2 separate regions of the Homo sapiens genome follow, and region 1 is linked to region 2. The links are chromatin loops, found by intact Hi-C in ENCODE. Cell type or tissue: heart left ventricle. All regions are shown on one strand. Region 1 overlaps SMURF2 (SMAD specific E3 ubiquitin protein ligase 2). Region 2 has its middle 52 kb from the start of TEX2.

The links. A loop is a pair of places that touch in the nucleus more often than their neighbours do. Peaks named below come from ENCODE experiments on the same cell type or tissue, not always from the same donor. Only the 100,000 strongest peaks of a DNase experiment are listed, where the experiment ranks them.
Region 1: it touches region 2 in a loop (5-fold over the local background); 10 of 110 quality-filtered maps call a loop at or near these places.

What each region holds. Positions count from the first base shown.
Region 1 is chr17:64,645,476-64,653,475 of GRCh38, reverse strand. All of the region lies in intron 1 of SMURF2 (SMAD specific E3 ubiquitin protein ligase 2), which reads left to right. Among named protein-coding and RNA genes, the nearest start is that of SMURF2, 13 kb to the left of the region's middle. In heart left ventricle, CTCF peaks have their summits at 3,965 and 4,171 (motif pointing right); no DNase peak of the experiment used is centred here.
Region 2 is chr17:64,311,102-64,319,101 of GRCh38, reverse strand. No RefSeq gene overlaps it. Among named protein-coding and RNA genes, the nearest start is that of TEX2, 52 kb to the right of the region's middle. In heart left ventricle, no CTCF peak of the experiment used is centred here; DNase peaks (open chromatin) are centred at 3,701 and 4,009; H3K27ac peaks cover 2,145 bases.

The sequences.
Region 1 (8,000 bases), 330 kb before region 2:
AAATTTTTTTTTTTTCAAAGTTGTACCATTTTGCATTTCTACCAGCATTGTATGAGTTTCAGTAGTTCCTCATCCTAGTCAGCACTTGATACTGTCTTTGATTTTAGCCATTCTAATTGGTAGGTACAGATATTTCATGGTACTTTAATTTTTACTTCCTTAATAACCTACAGTTTTAAGCACATTTTAATGGACTTATTTATTGTCCATATAATCTTTGGTGAATATCCAAATCTTTTGTTCATGTTTTAAAATTGGATTGTTTTCTTATTGAGTTTTGAGAATTCTTTATGTATTCTGGATATAAGCCTTTTATGAGATATATACTTTGCAAATATTTTCTCCCGGACTGTAGCTCCCCCACCGCCCCCCAAAAGATGTCCCAAAGAGAAGAAGTTTTGAATGCTGATGAAACCTGTTTATCAGTGTTTTTCTTTTGTGGTTCATGTTTTTTGAGTCCTAAGTCTTTTTCTAACCCAGAGTTCTAAAGATTTTCTCTGTGTTTTCTTCTGCATTATTTATAATTTTAACTCATACATTTAAACTTATTTTCAAGTTAATTTTTTAATATGCTGTGAGAAGTAAGTGTCATGATTTTTTTTTCATATGGATATTCTATTTTTGTAGCCCTATTTGTTGAAAATACTTTTGTTTCCTCCATTGAATTGTCTTGGCACCTTGGTAGAAAATCAGTTGACAGGCCAGGTGCGGTTGCTCATGCCTATTCTTTGGGAGGCCGAGGCAGGAGGCTCACATGAGGTCAGGAGTTCTAGACCAGCCTGGCCAACATGGCAAAACCCCGTCTCTACTAAAAATAAAAAATTAGCCAGGTGTGTGGCAGGTGCCTGTCATCCCAGCTACTCGGGAGGCTGAGGCAAGAGAATCACTTGAACCCAGGAGGTGGAGGTTGCAGTGAGCTGAGATTGTGCCACTGCACTCCAGCCTGGGCGACAGAGCGAGATTCTGTCTCAAAACAAACAAACAAACAAATCAGTTGACAGTATACATAGAATTCTATTTCTGGACTCTCCTGTGTTTTCTTTATGATTCTACCCTTTAAGTTTATTTGTTTTAACACTATGCTGTCTTGATTACTATAGCTTTAAAATAAAGCAGCTTTCAAACAAATTGAGTCTTTGATTTAGGATCTTGTAGTGCTTTGGAGCGGCTGTTTAATTTGTTCAGCCAATAAGTATTTATCATTTTTGATCTGTGACAGATATTATTTTTATTACGTGGTGCCATAAATGCAGATATAAGAAATTAGGAAAAGCCTAGATTGGGCCCTGTAGTTTTCCTTTCAGAATTTCTATTATGAACCTTACATTTTAAAATTATTAGTCTTTTTCATCTCTTACTGATGTGATGAAAGAGGATTGCAACAACCATGACTTAACGTAAGTGTCTGTTTACCAGCTATCAGTCATGTTTTTGGAAAAAGGTGGGATATAAAGAATAAACATATCTAAAATGTGACCATAGAAAAGAAAGGAGGTGATTGGTGTGTTAAGTGTGGGTTGGATTATGAGTATTTATCGTTTTTGCTTGTATTATTATTTTTGTGACAGGGTCTCTGTCACCCAGGCTGCAGTGCAGTGGCACAATCAGAGCTCACTGCGATCTTGAACTGGGCTCAAGTGATCCTCCCGCCTCAGCCTTCTGAATAGCTGGGTTACAAACATCCATCACCGTGCCCAGCTAATTTTTTTATTTTTTGTAGACATGGGGCCTCACTGTGTTACCCAGGCTGGTCTTGAACTCCTGGCCTCAAGTGATCCCCTGCCTTGGCTTTCCAAAGTGCTGGGATTACAGGTCTGAGCCATTGCTGCGCCTGGCCTGTTTTTGCTTGCATTATTTTATGTGTATATTTTTTCTTTTCTTTTCTTCTCTTTTTTTTTTTTTCTGAGGTAGGGTCTTGCTCTGTCGCCCAGGCTGGAATGCAGTGGCACGATCTTGGCTCACTGCAACCTCCACCTCCTGGGTTCAAGCAGTTCTTCTGCCTTGGCCTCTGGAGTAGCTGGGACTACAGGCGCGCGCCACCATGCCCGTGTAATTTTTATATTTTTAGTAGAGACAGGGTTTCACCATGTTGCCAGGCTGGTCTTGAACTCCTGACATCAAATGATCCACCCGCCTCAGCCTCCCAAAGTGTGGGATTACAGGCGTGAGCCACCGCGCCCAGCTTTATGTGTATATTTTTTCTCCAAGGCAAAAGAAAGGAAGAAACTTAATTTTATTAAAATGTAAGCATATATATATACACAAAAATATATATATTTCTGAGACAGCCTTGCTATGTCGCCCAGGCTGGAGTGCAATGGCGCGATCTCAGCTCACTGCAACCTCCGCCTCCTGGGTTCAAGTGATTCTCCTGCTTCACCCTCCCAAGTAGCTGGGATTACAGGCACCCGCCACCATGTATTTTTAGTAGAGACAGGGTTTTGCTGTGTTGGCCAGGCTGTTCTTGAATTCCTGACCTCAGGTGATCAGCCTACCTCGGCCTCCCAAAGTGCTGGGATTACAGACGTGAGCCGCCGCGCCCAGCCAGCAGATTTTTTTTTTTTTAACCACCGTGCATTCCTAGGCACTGTCACAAAGCAGAAATCCATAATGTAGATCTCATTTTCTATGTAAGATATACTTGGTAATTTTGTTTTTTTGAGACACAGTCTCACTGTATTGCCCAGGCACGATCTCCACTCACTGCAACCTCAGCCTCTCAGGTTCAAGCAATTCTCCTGCCTCAGCCTCCCCAGTAGCTGGGATTACAGGTGCCTGCCACTACACCCAGCTAATTTTGTATTTTTAGTAGGCATGAGGTTTCACCATGTTGGTCAGGCTGGTCACGAACTCCTGACCTCAAGTGATCCGCCCACCTCGGCCTCCCAAAGTGCTGGGATTACAGGCATGAGCCACTGTGCCTGGTCATTTTATGAGAGGTAGTCAGAATGTTGTGGAGAGTATAGAATTGGAGGCAGAAAATGTGAGTTCGTATCCTAGTTATGCCATGTATAAGCTTTGTGCATCTAAGCAAATCACTTATTTTCTCTGTGCTTGTGCCTTTAGTTATAAATGCATGCTTAAAATGACAGCGTTAAAACCAGGTGTGAAAATACCAAAAAAAAAAACAAAAAACAAAAAACCCGTGTGATGGTGTGTGCCTGTAATCCCTGCTGTCTAGGAGGCTGAGACTGGAGGATTGCTTGAGCTCAGGAGTTCGAGACCAGCCTGGGCAACATAGTGAGACATGGTCTCAAAAAAAAAAAAAAAAGGCAAGTCTTATTTATTTTAGCAATATGATGGAATAATGTACATGAAAGATACTGTTCAAGGTGTAAAGTTTTTTGTAAACGTACTTTGTCATTTTTGACCACGGATTTTGTTTTAAAGAAATTGGTGAAAACCGATTATATTTTATAAGAGCAGGTACGACATTAATAATGATTAATATATATTTATTTAAATGATACATGTCTTTTAAAGTAAGCATTTTGGATTGAAATCCTAGCTAGGCAAGAAAAAAAAGGCATAAATGTCTTGTATCAGCATATCATGAAGTATTCATATAATGAAATATAATTAGGTATTTATGTTTCAATATTTTAATCAAATATTTTCAATATTTTATTTTTGAGATGGTGTCTCGCTCTGTCACTCAGGCTGGTGTGCAGTGGTGCAATCTCAGCTCACTGCAACTTCTGCCTCCCTGGCTTAAGCAGTTCTCCCACCTCAGCCTTCCCAGTAGCTGGGACTACAGGCACGCACCACCATGCCTGGCTAATTTTTTGTATTTTTAGTAGAGACAGGGTTTCACCATGTTGGCCAGGTTGTTTCTCAAACTCCTTATCTTAAGTGATACGCCCGTTGCAGCCTCCCAAAGTGCTGGGATTACAGGCATGAGCCACTGCACCCGGCCTCAATATTTTAAATATTTAAAAATATATTTTTATAAACCATTTTTATCTTAATATGGCAGCCATTTAACCGATTAACTATACTTCTCTGTTCCTTCCATCCCCCAATGTTTGGTAAGAAGTAGAAGATGGCTCAGGATTTTGGAGTTGGATTGTAGATTGGGGAGCTGTTTGGATGAACTCTTTATGACTTGATAAATTCCTCTGTAGCATGCTGGCGCTTTCAAAAGTAGCCTGTAGCGTCACCTCTTGCCAGTAGATGGGGGTATTTCTGCACTGATAGATGTCAGGGTATGTAAAAACCTGTAAAACTGAAACCCAAAGTCTAAATGAGTGTGCTTGGAATAAATGGTGTTGAAGAGTTAGAAACTGAAAATTTGACTCCAATGTGTAATGAAAAATCATACTTTAGTGTGAGCTTTCTTATGTAAACTCTTTAAATGCTACATGTTGTAGGAGTAGATAGTAGAGTTGCAAACATTAGTAATTCTGTTTTTATTTTTGTGATTTTTGTGTCATCAGGCTTTACATGTAACTTTCTTCCTCCAGTGAAGAAGAAAACACTGATTGGTTGGTAAGATTATTCAGAATTGTATGAATCTAATACCATAAATAAGGTTGATAGAGATTTTTTACAGTTGAACTTGGGGAATTTTGTAGAGAAAGAAGGATGGAAAAAAAACTATAAGGAAAAGTAAAACGGCATTTGATAGATTCAAAATACCATCTCTAACATAGTGCTGCATATGTAGTACTTCAATAAATTGTGTGTGTGTGTGTGTTTTGTTTTTTGTTTTTGTTTTTGTTTGAAACAGGGTCTCACTCTGTCGCTCAGGCTTATGGCTCACTATAGCCTTGACCACCTGGGCTCAAGTAATCCTCCTGCCTCTGCCTCCTGAGTAGCTGAGACTATAGGTATGTGGCACCATGCTGGTGTAATTTTTAAATTTTTTGTAGAAATGGAGTCTCATTATGTTGCCCAGGCTGGTCTCAAACTCCTGGCTTCAAACAGTCCTCCAGTCTTGACCTCCCAGAATGCTGGAGTTACATGTGTGAGCCATTTGTGAATTAAAGAATGATGAAATTGAAAACAGGCTTTCGTGATCTCAGGGACCTCAGTTGAAACAAATAAGATCTCTCTTTGTGATGTCATTATTGAATTAACTAACATTTATACCTTAGTAATTTCAACATCATTAAGTTATAAAGATATAGGACTGAAGTGTTCATTTGTTAATATTTGACTTGATGGATAGAACTGTTTTACCACACTGCAAATTTTGCTGCTTAACAAAATGAAGATCACTAACATTCACTGGAATAAAATCTGTTGCTGGATTATCATCTAAGAAAAGTCACATGTAAGTAGTCTGTCAATGTTAGGAAGATAATTTAACATTTTTTTTTAGAGTTCTATGGTTTTAAGATATTCTCATTTATTGTCTCATTTAATTACTATTGAGATCCTGTTTTTTTTTTTTTTTTTTTTTTTTTTTTTTTTTTAAGAGATAGGGTCTCACTGTGTTGCCCAGGCTGGAGTGCAGTGGCATGATCGTAGCTCACTTACAGCCTGGAACTCCTAGGCTCAAGCAGTCTTCCTGCTTCAGCCTCCTGAGTAGCTAGGACAATAGTTGCTCACCACTGTGCCTGGCTAATTAAGAAAAAAAGTTTTTAAGGACTGGGTCTCACTGTTGCCCAGGATGGTCTTGAACTCTGGGTTTCAAGCAGTCCTCTCACCTCAGCCTCCCTGGTAGCTGGAATTACAGACATGAGCCACTGTGTCTACCAAGGTGTCTTTGTAGGTAATCTGAACCAGTGAAAGTGAAATGAGCACCTTTTATCTGACGAAATTTGTTCCCTAAATCTTTTTTTTTTTTTTTTTAGACAGAGTCTTACTCTGTCACCCGGGCTGAAGTGCAATGGCATGATCTCGGCTCACCGCAACCTCCCCCTCCTGGGTTCAAGCGATTTGCCTTCATCAGCCTCCGGAGTAACTGGGATTACAGGTGCCTGCCACCACCATGCTTGGCTAATTGTTGTATTTTTAGTAGAGACAGGGTTTCACCATGTTGGCCAGGCTGGTCTCAAGCTCCTGACCTCAGGTCCGCCCGCTTCAGCCTCCCAGAGTGCTGGGATTACGGGTGTGAACCACCGTACCCGGCCTCTATTCCAGTTCTTTAGAAATGAGGATAGATGTACCAAAAGTTCATTGTGATAAAATTTGAAGCTTCATATATTTTAGTTTTCTCTTTCCCAGTTTCTTCTGATTTTTTTTTCTTTTTTTTTCAGTTTCTTCTGATTTCCAGCTTAGTTAACCCCTAATTGTATTTTTTCTAGCAAGGAAGAAGACTAAGAATAATGATGAAATATGCTCATATTTACATATTCATTCAGTAAACATTTGCTGGGAGTCTTACATGCACCTAACACTGAGATGTAGGCTCTAGGATTTTAAGAAGAGGTTAAGACCTTTATCTTGCTTTCAGGGAACTTGCAGGTAACCAAACAGATAAGACTTGATGGATGAAATAACCACAGTCAGTGCTAGAGTTAATGGTGTATGCAGTAAGGGTGAAATAAAATAATGAAAGCCCATAGGTATTTCTAAGGGGGCTTTCTAGATTCTACGATTGATCTTTCATATTTTCTACCTTCCACTTTACAAAGAAAGGCACATTAGCCAGACATCCCAAATAGTACATTGTGGTGAGAGGCCTTCCACACCACCAGAGAGACAAATCAGAATGTTGGTGAGAAGGCAGTGATATCAATGACTGGGTAGCATCTTTTCATAAGTCAGGCATATTTCTCTCTGTAGTTTTCAACAAAATTGAAGGACTTGATCAAGTTTTAGCTGGTCATTAAAAATAATTTTTATAGGGCCAGGAGTGGTGGCTCATGCCTGTAATCCCAGCACTTTGGGAGGCTGAAGGGATGGATCGCTTGAGCTCATGAATTCGAGACCAGCCTGGGCAACATGGTGAAACTCCATCTCTACAAAAACTACAAAAATTAGCCTGGTGTGTGGTGCATACCTCTAGTCCCAACTACTTGGGAGGCTGAGGTGGGAGGATGGCTCGAGCCCAGCAGGCAGAGGTTGCAGTGAGCCGAGATGGTGCCACTGCACTCCAGCCTGGGCGATAGAGCCAGACCTTGTCTCAATTTAAAAAAAAAAAAAAAGAAAGAAAAAAAAAAAGAAAAATTCCAGTGGCTCATGCCTATAATCCCAGCACTTTGGGAGGCTGAGGCGGGCAGATCACTTGAGGTCAGGAGTTCAATACCAGCCTGGCCAATGTGGTGAAACTCTGTCTCTACCAAAAATACAAAAATTAGTTGGGCATGGTGGTGTGCGCCTATAATCCCAGCTACTCGGGAGGCTGAGACATGAGAATTGCTTGAACCTGGAGATGGAGGTTGCAGTGAGCTGAGATGGCACCACTGCACTCCAGCCTAGGCAACAGAGCGGGACTCCATCTCAAAAAAAAAAAAAATTATAAGAAATAGTGAAGTCAAATGCCATTTCCCAGAAAGTTTTTTAAAATTATAGATCTTGGTAATTTTTTTTGGCATCTAACTCAAAGAATTTAATGGCATTGCTGTAACAAAACTTCTTTCATTACCTACTTATTTATGTGAATAGGTTTTCTTAGCATTTATATGTATAAAATGAAAAATGGGATTAGAATTTATGTTGTACCCTCATTCCAGCAATAAGTAATAGTCATTAATAGACACATGAAGTAATTGAAAGTAAGAAAACCCCATCCATCTCATTAAGAGATGCATGTCCACCTGGGTGTGGTGGCATATGTCTGTAATCCCAGCTACTCATAAGGCTGAGGCAGGAGGGTTGTTAAGCCTAGGCGTTTGAGACCAGCCTGGCAACATAGCGATACCCTGTCTTGAATTTAAAAACAAACAAAAAGGAGACATGCATGTCCAATTATTCTCTTCCTTGTCTTCCTCCCCACTTTTCTATTTTTCTTAATTATTTTTTTAGGGACAAGTTCTCACTGTGTTGCCCAGGCTGATGTGTACTAGTGTTCACAGGTGTGAACATAACACACTGCAGCCTTAAACTCATGG
Region 2 (8,000 bases):
GTAGTGGTGCATGCCTGTAATCTCAGCTACTCGGGAGGCTGAGGCAGGAGAATTGCTTGAACCTGGGAGGCAGAGGTTGTGGTGAGCCAAGATCGAGCCATTGCACTCCAGCCTGGGCAACAAGAGCGAAACTCTGTCTCAAAAAAAAAAAAGAGTAGGTGCAAAAGGTTATGAGGGTGTGCAGTTTTCTATGGGAGAGAATCCATAGCTTTTATCCATGTCTTTGTTTGTTTTGAGATAAAGAGTCTTGCTCTGTCACGCAGGCTGGAGTGCACTGGTGTGAACATGGCTCACTGCAGCCTTGACCTCCCGGGCTCAAGCAATCCTCCTGTCTCAGCTTCCCAAAGCTGGGACCACAGGTGCCCACGACCACACCCAGCTAATTTTTAATTTTTTTGTAGAGATGAGGGTGTTACTATGTTGCCCAGGCTGGTCACAAACTCCTGGGCTCAAGTGATAGAACTCCTGCCTCAGCCTCCCAAATTCTGGTATTATAGGTGTGAGCCACTACGCCTGGCCTTTTATCAGTTTCTTGAAGGGAGATAGGGTCCAAAAAAGGGTTAGGAACTTCTAAATAATTAAAAACTCACATATGCTTCATATTATTTGATGTCAGTTAAAACCCCAAAATAGTGATCAATACATTTCTTACCAAAGGATCTACTTTAAAGACAGTTTTACATTCAATATCCCCAGCAAGACTCGGCTTACCTTCAGAAAATTGCTCAGAATAAGGAAACAAATGGTGATTTCAACATTTGAAGGGGGTAGCCCTCATCTCTCAAAAGTAATAAGCTATTAGAATGTTTTGGAATACCAGACCAGGTGCAGTGACTCATGCCTGTAATCCCAGCACTTAGGGAGGCAGAGGCAGAAGGATTGCTTGAGCCCAGGAGTTTAAGTCCTGCCTGGGCAATATAGCAAGACCCCATTCTCCACAAAAAAGAAAAAAAAAAAGACAAAAAAGAGAATATTTTGGAATATCAAAGAACCAGCAGTAAATCTATTGAAAAACTTCAGAGTCCAAAGTATTTCTAAAGCCCAAATTGTCCCTTCATATATATTTCATAATTCAATAGGAAAAGAATTCTTTCTTCAGAATGAACTTTGGCAATAGAAAAGAAACCTTATTTCCACATTCAGAAAGGATGACAATGCTGGAAAGCAAATTAACTTTTTTTAACTTTTTTGCTTGTTTAGTTTTTGAGTCTCGCTCTTGTTGCCCAGGTTGGAGTGCAGTGGCACCATCTTGGCTCACTGCAACCTCCGCCTCCCAGGTTCAAGCAATTCTCCTGCCTCAGCCTCCCAAGTAGCTAGGATTACAGGCATGTGCCACCACACCCGGCTAATTTTGTATTTTTTTAGTGGAGATGGGGTTTCACCATATTGGTCAGGCTGGTCAAACTCCTAACCTCAAGTGATCCACCCACCCTGGCCTCCCAAAGTGCTGGGATTACAGGCATGAGCCACCACGCCTGGCCGCAAATACAATTCTTAAAGAAAAATAAAAGCTAAATTGGAATAGGGGATTGGCCACCAGTCGATTACATGACCTTGGATGTGTCACACATCCTAGGGCTCCTCTCCTGCAAAGGAAAATGTATTCATCATTTCCCAGGGATGCCATAATAAATTACCACAAACCAGCTGGCTAAAAACAGCAGAAATCTATTCTTGCACAGTTCTGGACACCTGAAGTCCAAAATCAAGGTGTCAGCAATGCCATGCTCCTCCAAAGGCTCTAGGAAAGACCCCTTCTCTGCCTCTCCTGGCCTCTGATGGTTCCTGGCAATTCTTGAGATTTTCTGGGTTGCAGCTGCACTGCTCCAGTCACTGCCTCTGTCATCACAGGGCATTCTTTCACATGCGTGTCTGTGCCTTCACATGGCCTTCTGAGAAGGACACTAGAGCTGGGTGTGGTGGCTCATGCCTGTAATCCTAGCACTTTGGGAGGCTGAGGCGAGTGGATCACCTGCGGTCAGGAGTTCAAGACCAGTCTGGCCAACATGGTGAAATCCCATCTCTACTAAAAATACAAAAAATTAGCCAGGCCTGGTGGCACACACCTGTAATCCCAGCTACTCAGGAGGCTGAGGCAGGAGAATGGCGTGAATCCGGGAGGCGGAGGTTGCAGTGAGCCAAGATTGCACCACTGCACTCCAGCCTCGGGGATAGAGCGAGACTCTGTCTCCAAAAAAAAAAAGGACACTAGTTATCGGATTTAGCGCCCACCCGAATCCAATACAACCCCATCTTCACTAACATTATCTACAAAGACCCTGTCTCCAAATAAACTCACATTCTGAAGTTCCAAGCAGATATGATTTTGGGGTGACACTATTCAACCCAGTACAGAAAAGACTGGACTAGACGAGCTCAGGTCCTTGTAGCTCTGACTTCCCAGGTTTCTAAGATGCTCATGTAAATCGGAAGGCAGAAAGATGGTGATTTTCCTTCAGATAACATCATCTTCTCAGCATCATCTTTTGAGCCTTCTCAGGCCAGTGTTCTCTCACTGTGCTCTGTTCTCTTGTGCTTTGTGTCTCGGCATCTCTGAAATATTATTGTTTTCTTTTCTATTTTATTTATTTATTATATGGAAATGAGGTCTCACTATGTTACCCAGGCTGGTATCAAGCTCCTGAGCTCAAGCAATCCTACTGCCTCGGCCTCCCAACGTGCTGGGATTACAGGCATGAGCCACCATGCCCGGCCTTTTTTAAAATTTTTTTTGAGACAGAGTCTTGCTCTGTCTCCCAGGCTGGAGGGCAGTGGCGCAATCTCGGCTCACTGCAACCTCTGCCTCCCAGGTTCAAGTGATTCTCGTGCCTCAGCCTCCCGAGTAGCTGGGATTACAGGCGTGTGCCACCACGCGCAGCTAATTTTTGTGTTTTTAGTAGAGATGGGGTTTCACCATATTGGCCAGGCTGGTCTCGAACTCCTGACCTCAGGTGATCCTCTCGCCTCAGCCTCACAAAGTGCTGGGACTACAGGTGTGAGCCACCGCGCCCGGCCTGTTGTTTTCTTTCTCTGGCCTTCTTCAGAGTTCTCCCTCACTCTCCTCTCTCATTCTTTCTCTGCTTCCTCCTTTCCCTTCCTTTTTCTCCTCTAGTTCAGTTTTTCTCTTTGTCTCCCTCCCATTAATTGGCCAGAATACATAACTAAAGTTTATAAACTTCTCTTTTAAAATTTAGTTGTATTTATTTTAGAGACGAAGTCTTACTTTGTTGCCCAGGCTGGAGTGCAGTAGCTGTTCATATGTGTGATCATAGCACACTACAGCCTCAAACTCCTGGGCTCAAACAATCGTCTTGAGTAGCTGGGACTACAAGCGCATGTCAAAGCACCTGGCCTGAAGTTTATATGTTTCTTGCATATCTTGAAGAATTTTATATTCCCAGGGTTGTTCTTGGTTTTGTTTGTTTTTTGGTTTTTTTGTTTTGTTTTGTTCTTTGTTTGTTTGTTTGTTTTTGAAAGCCAATGCCTGGAATATTTTTTACTTTTCTCTCTTTTTAGGGAAAAAAGCCTCCAAAAGCCTTCAAAGTTGTTTTCTATGTATATTTGACCCTCGGTGGATTATTTTTCCAAGGATTTATTGGACTCATTAGGAAAAAGTCCCCAGTTGCTGCCTTACTTCCTCCCAATCCTAGGATATGCTCATTTTCCTGGAACCTCTTGGCACAGGAGGGTCTGGCATGGTGCCGGGTGCTGTTCCATCAGTTTCTGGTACACCAACACACCCTCCTCAGGGACTGGATTGTTTGGGCCAGAATTTGCAGCATGAGGAAATCTCCCAGTCTCCTCCCAAGACTTCTACAGAGTCTGGGACTGGATTCTAGGAAAGGAAAAAGAGTGGATTTCAGTGCCTTTCAACGACAGACCCTAAAGCGGAACCTAACACCGTCTCTAGAAGCCCATCACACCGCCAGCCGTTGATTAAAAGTGTGTATCCCTGGGCCAAGACGAGCTCAGTTTGCAGATGGTGTCTCTGGCAGGGTTAGTTTAAGATGAAAAAGATAGCAAATTTTAAAAGTTCTTTTCGGCTGGGCACGGCGCCTCACGCCTATAATCCAGCACTTTGGGAGGCTAAGGCGGGCAGATCATTTGAAGTCAGGAGTTCGAGACCAGCCTGACCAACATAGTGAAACCCTGTCTTTACTAAAAATAAAAAATAAAATAAATAAAAAAAATTAGCTGGGGTGTGGTTGCGCACGCCTGTAATCTCAGCTACTTGGGGGGGCTGAGGCAGGAGAATCGGTTGAACCCAGGAGGTGAAGGTTGCAGTGAGTTAAGATGGCACCACTGCATTCCAGCCTGGGCAACAGAGTGAGACTCTGTCTCAAAAAAATAAAAATAAAAAACAGACTGGGCACGGTGGCTCATGCCTGTAATTCTAGCACTTTGAGAGGCCAAGGCAGGCAGATCACAAGGTCAGGAGTTTGAGACCAGCCTGACCAACATGGTAAAACCCTGTCTCTACTAAAAATACAAAAATTAGCCAGGCATGGTGGTGTGCACCTGTAATCCCAGCTACTCTGGAGGCTGAGGCAGGAGAATTGCTTCAACCCAGGAGGAAGAGGTTGCAGTGAGCCCAGATCGCACCACTGCACTCCAGCCTGGGCAACAGAGCGAGACTCCGTCTCAAAAAAATAAAAAATAAAAATAAAAATAAAAAAATAAAAAGTTCTTTTCATCAGGAAGCTCTTGACTACAGTCATTTCAATAGACCCTTGGCATTTGCAGATTAAACACTTGAGGTTTTGATTATTTAGAGAATGACCACAATGATTTAGATTTGAGGCAGGCTGTCCTTCCATTGGGCCCCTGTGGCAGGGCCATTTGCAGAATTAATTTGCTGTTAATCTCCCTGGGATCCTTCCTGTCCCTGCTGCCACACAGACCTCTAGAAATCCCAGTTTGTGTGTGCTTCTCACCCCAGGAGAGGTTGTAGAGCAGGAATGGGCAGAGGTGGAGCAGCAGATAATAAAGTGTCCCCAAAACTAGAAAGAGAAAGCTGCAGGGATCCACTCTCTGCCTCCAGGTGATGGAGAGTCTGTCAGGGAAATGGCTGATGCCTGGGGCACCCAGGAAGGCTAGACTACAGGCCCTGGGTACCCAGATAGGCTGGACCCCAGGCCCTGGGTCTTACAGCCTTGGCAGAGATCCCATGCACCTCATGTGGCCGGGAGCCAGTGGACCACCTGCCTTCTGTGGACCTTGGAAGCCTGGACTTCAAGGAGCTTGAACAGTGACCATAACCAGAGTCCCTTCCCCTTCCTCTGTTTTCTAGGAACCACAGGAGCCTTCCAGATTCTTGTGCCACCCTAGAGGGAAGGAGGGATTTTCCAATTGAGGCAAACATTAACTTTCCCAATAGTCTGGCAGAATGGGAGCTCAGAGGCAGATTCTCTTTCATTTAATGACAGTGACATAATGTGATGTTTGTCGCAAAACCAAGTTTGGAGTTGATAAGTCATGCCCTCTATATAAAACTTTTAATCATATTCTTTGAGGCTGGCAAGCAGGAATGGATAGCATAGCTGGTGAGTGAGCCTAACCAGCCACTCAGTAGCCTCATCTTATTGAGTATATTTGCAAGAATTTTTTTTTTTTTTTTGACAGAGTCTCGCTCTGTCGCCCAGGCTGGAGTGCAGCAGTGCAATCTCAGCTCACTGCAACCTCTGCCTCTCAGGTTCAAGCGATTCTCCTGCCTCAGGCTCCCGAATAGCTGGGATTACAGGCATGCACCACCATACCCAGCTAATTTTTGTATTTTTAGTAGAGACAGGGTTTCACCATGTTGGCCAGGCTGGTCTCAAACTCCTGACCTTGTGATCCGCCTGCTTCGGCCTCTCAGAGTGCTGGGATTACGGACATGAGCCACCACGCCCGGCCTGTTTGCAAGAAATTCTTAAGTGCCTATTAAGGGTCTAGATCCTGTGCTATGTACAGGGGATACATCAGAGAACCAGACAGACATGGTCCCTGGAGCTTGCAAGGCTTTGCTCAGAGAAGTCAGGTTTTCCGGTCATGCCTGTCAAGGGGAAAGTTGCTAGATTGTGAGATGTTTGTAGGAGGCTTCCCTTTCTAGTGTTACAGGTCTACTCAGGAAGCGGATCCAACATCTAGAAGACCCTGTAGTCATTGCAAAAGATCCTCAAGGGCATGAGGGCGTATTCTTTACCAATTTACAGTGCTAAAAGGACACTTTTGTCCTTTTGCGAGGGTCTTTGCAATAGTTTTTGTTTGTTTGTTTGTTTGTTTTTTAAGATGGAGTCTCACTCTGTCACCCAGGCTGGAGTGCAGTGGCACAATCTTGGCTCACTGCAACCTCCACCCCCCGGGTTCAAGTGATTCTCCTGCCTCAGCCTCCTGAGTAGCTGGGATTATAGGCGCCCACCACCACACCCAGCTAATTTTTGTATTTTTAGTAGAGATGGGGTTTTACCATGTTAGCCAGGCTGGTCTTGAACTCCTGACCTCGTGATCCACCCGCCTCGGCCTCCCAAAGTGCTGGGATTATAGGCGTGAACCACCGCACCTGGCCTCACATCACCATCTTAAGGTTATGTGACTGTGAGGACCTTAGTCCCCGAGTATACACAGGTAGACATGTGCATAAACACACATGTCCATGCAGTCAGACACATGCACACACGCATGTGCACAGTGCACTGGAGAACAAGGATGCCCCCATCCTGCCCTCACAGCGATCTTGTGCCAAGACTAACACAGGTGCTTCTCTCTGTTTTGTGGAGATGTTGGCATATGGGCTGTGATAGCTGAATCAAAAAGTGAAAATTAAGACAGCATGACTCCACATAGTTGAACACGCCGCCTTTGCTTATCAGAGTTTATTCAACAAACAGCAAGCGTCTGGTTTATGCTAAGCTCTGCAATTCCATGGCTGTGTGGAAGATGCCAGGCAAGCAGATACCCCAAAGAACTGATACAGACTAAAAGTTCTTCTGCAAAGCCTACCATAAGCCTACCCAGGCCTCAAAGATGGCAGCCCTTCCCACAGTGCTTTGCACACAGCAGGATCATGGCAGCCCCAGTCCAGTCTCTTTTTTCAAGATGGAACCAACTGATCCATGTGGTTGAAACAGACTAATCCAGGCCATTCAGGCAAAAGCCTGGGATTTGACTGGGGCAGAACCCAGCCTGGGATTACAGGTATGCACCACCATGCCCAGCTAATTTTTGTATTTTTAGTAGAGACAGGATTTCACCATGTTGGCCAGGCTGGTCTCGAACTCCTGACCTCAAGTGATCCGCCTGCTTCAGCCTCCCAAAGTGCTGAGATCACAGACATGAGCCACTGCACCTGGCCTGTTTGCAAGAAATTCTTAAGTGCCTATGAAGGGTCTAGATCCTAGGCTAAATACAGGGGATACATCACAGAACCAGACAGACATGGTCCCTGGGGCGTGCGAGGCTTTGCCCAGAGAAATCAGGTTTTCTAGTCATGCCTGTCAAGGGGGAAGTTTCTCAGTTGGTAGCTGAGGCCACTTGATATGTTGCAGAGTCAAGCCCCTGGGCCCTCTCACAGCCAAGGGTTGTCAAAGTGGCAGAACCAATGCCAGGTGGAGAAAAATATTTCATGTGTGTGCCACATATGTGACAGACAGAGGCAGAACTTGGCAAGGTGAGGTGGGGTGGAGGGGTTGGTGGGGAGTGACAGTTGAAGATGACCACGGTGACCTCTACTTGTAACAAGTGTACCAGACAGAAAAACATGCCCTAGAAAATCTTTAAATTGAAATAATAATAATAATAAAAGACAAGGGGTCTAAAAGAAAAATTGTATTGACATTTATTAAAATATATTAGTTAATATTCATAGGATGTTCTGAGGCTCTGTAAAAGAACTAGGTTTTTGAAAAGGCTTCAGCAGAAGTCAGTAATTGTCCCTGCTCTGCAGTGGAGGACAACTTCCTAGTGGCCAGAAAAGGTGAATTTGCTGGATGTGCAGTCAGAGTTTAATGATAAACTCTGGC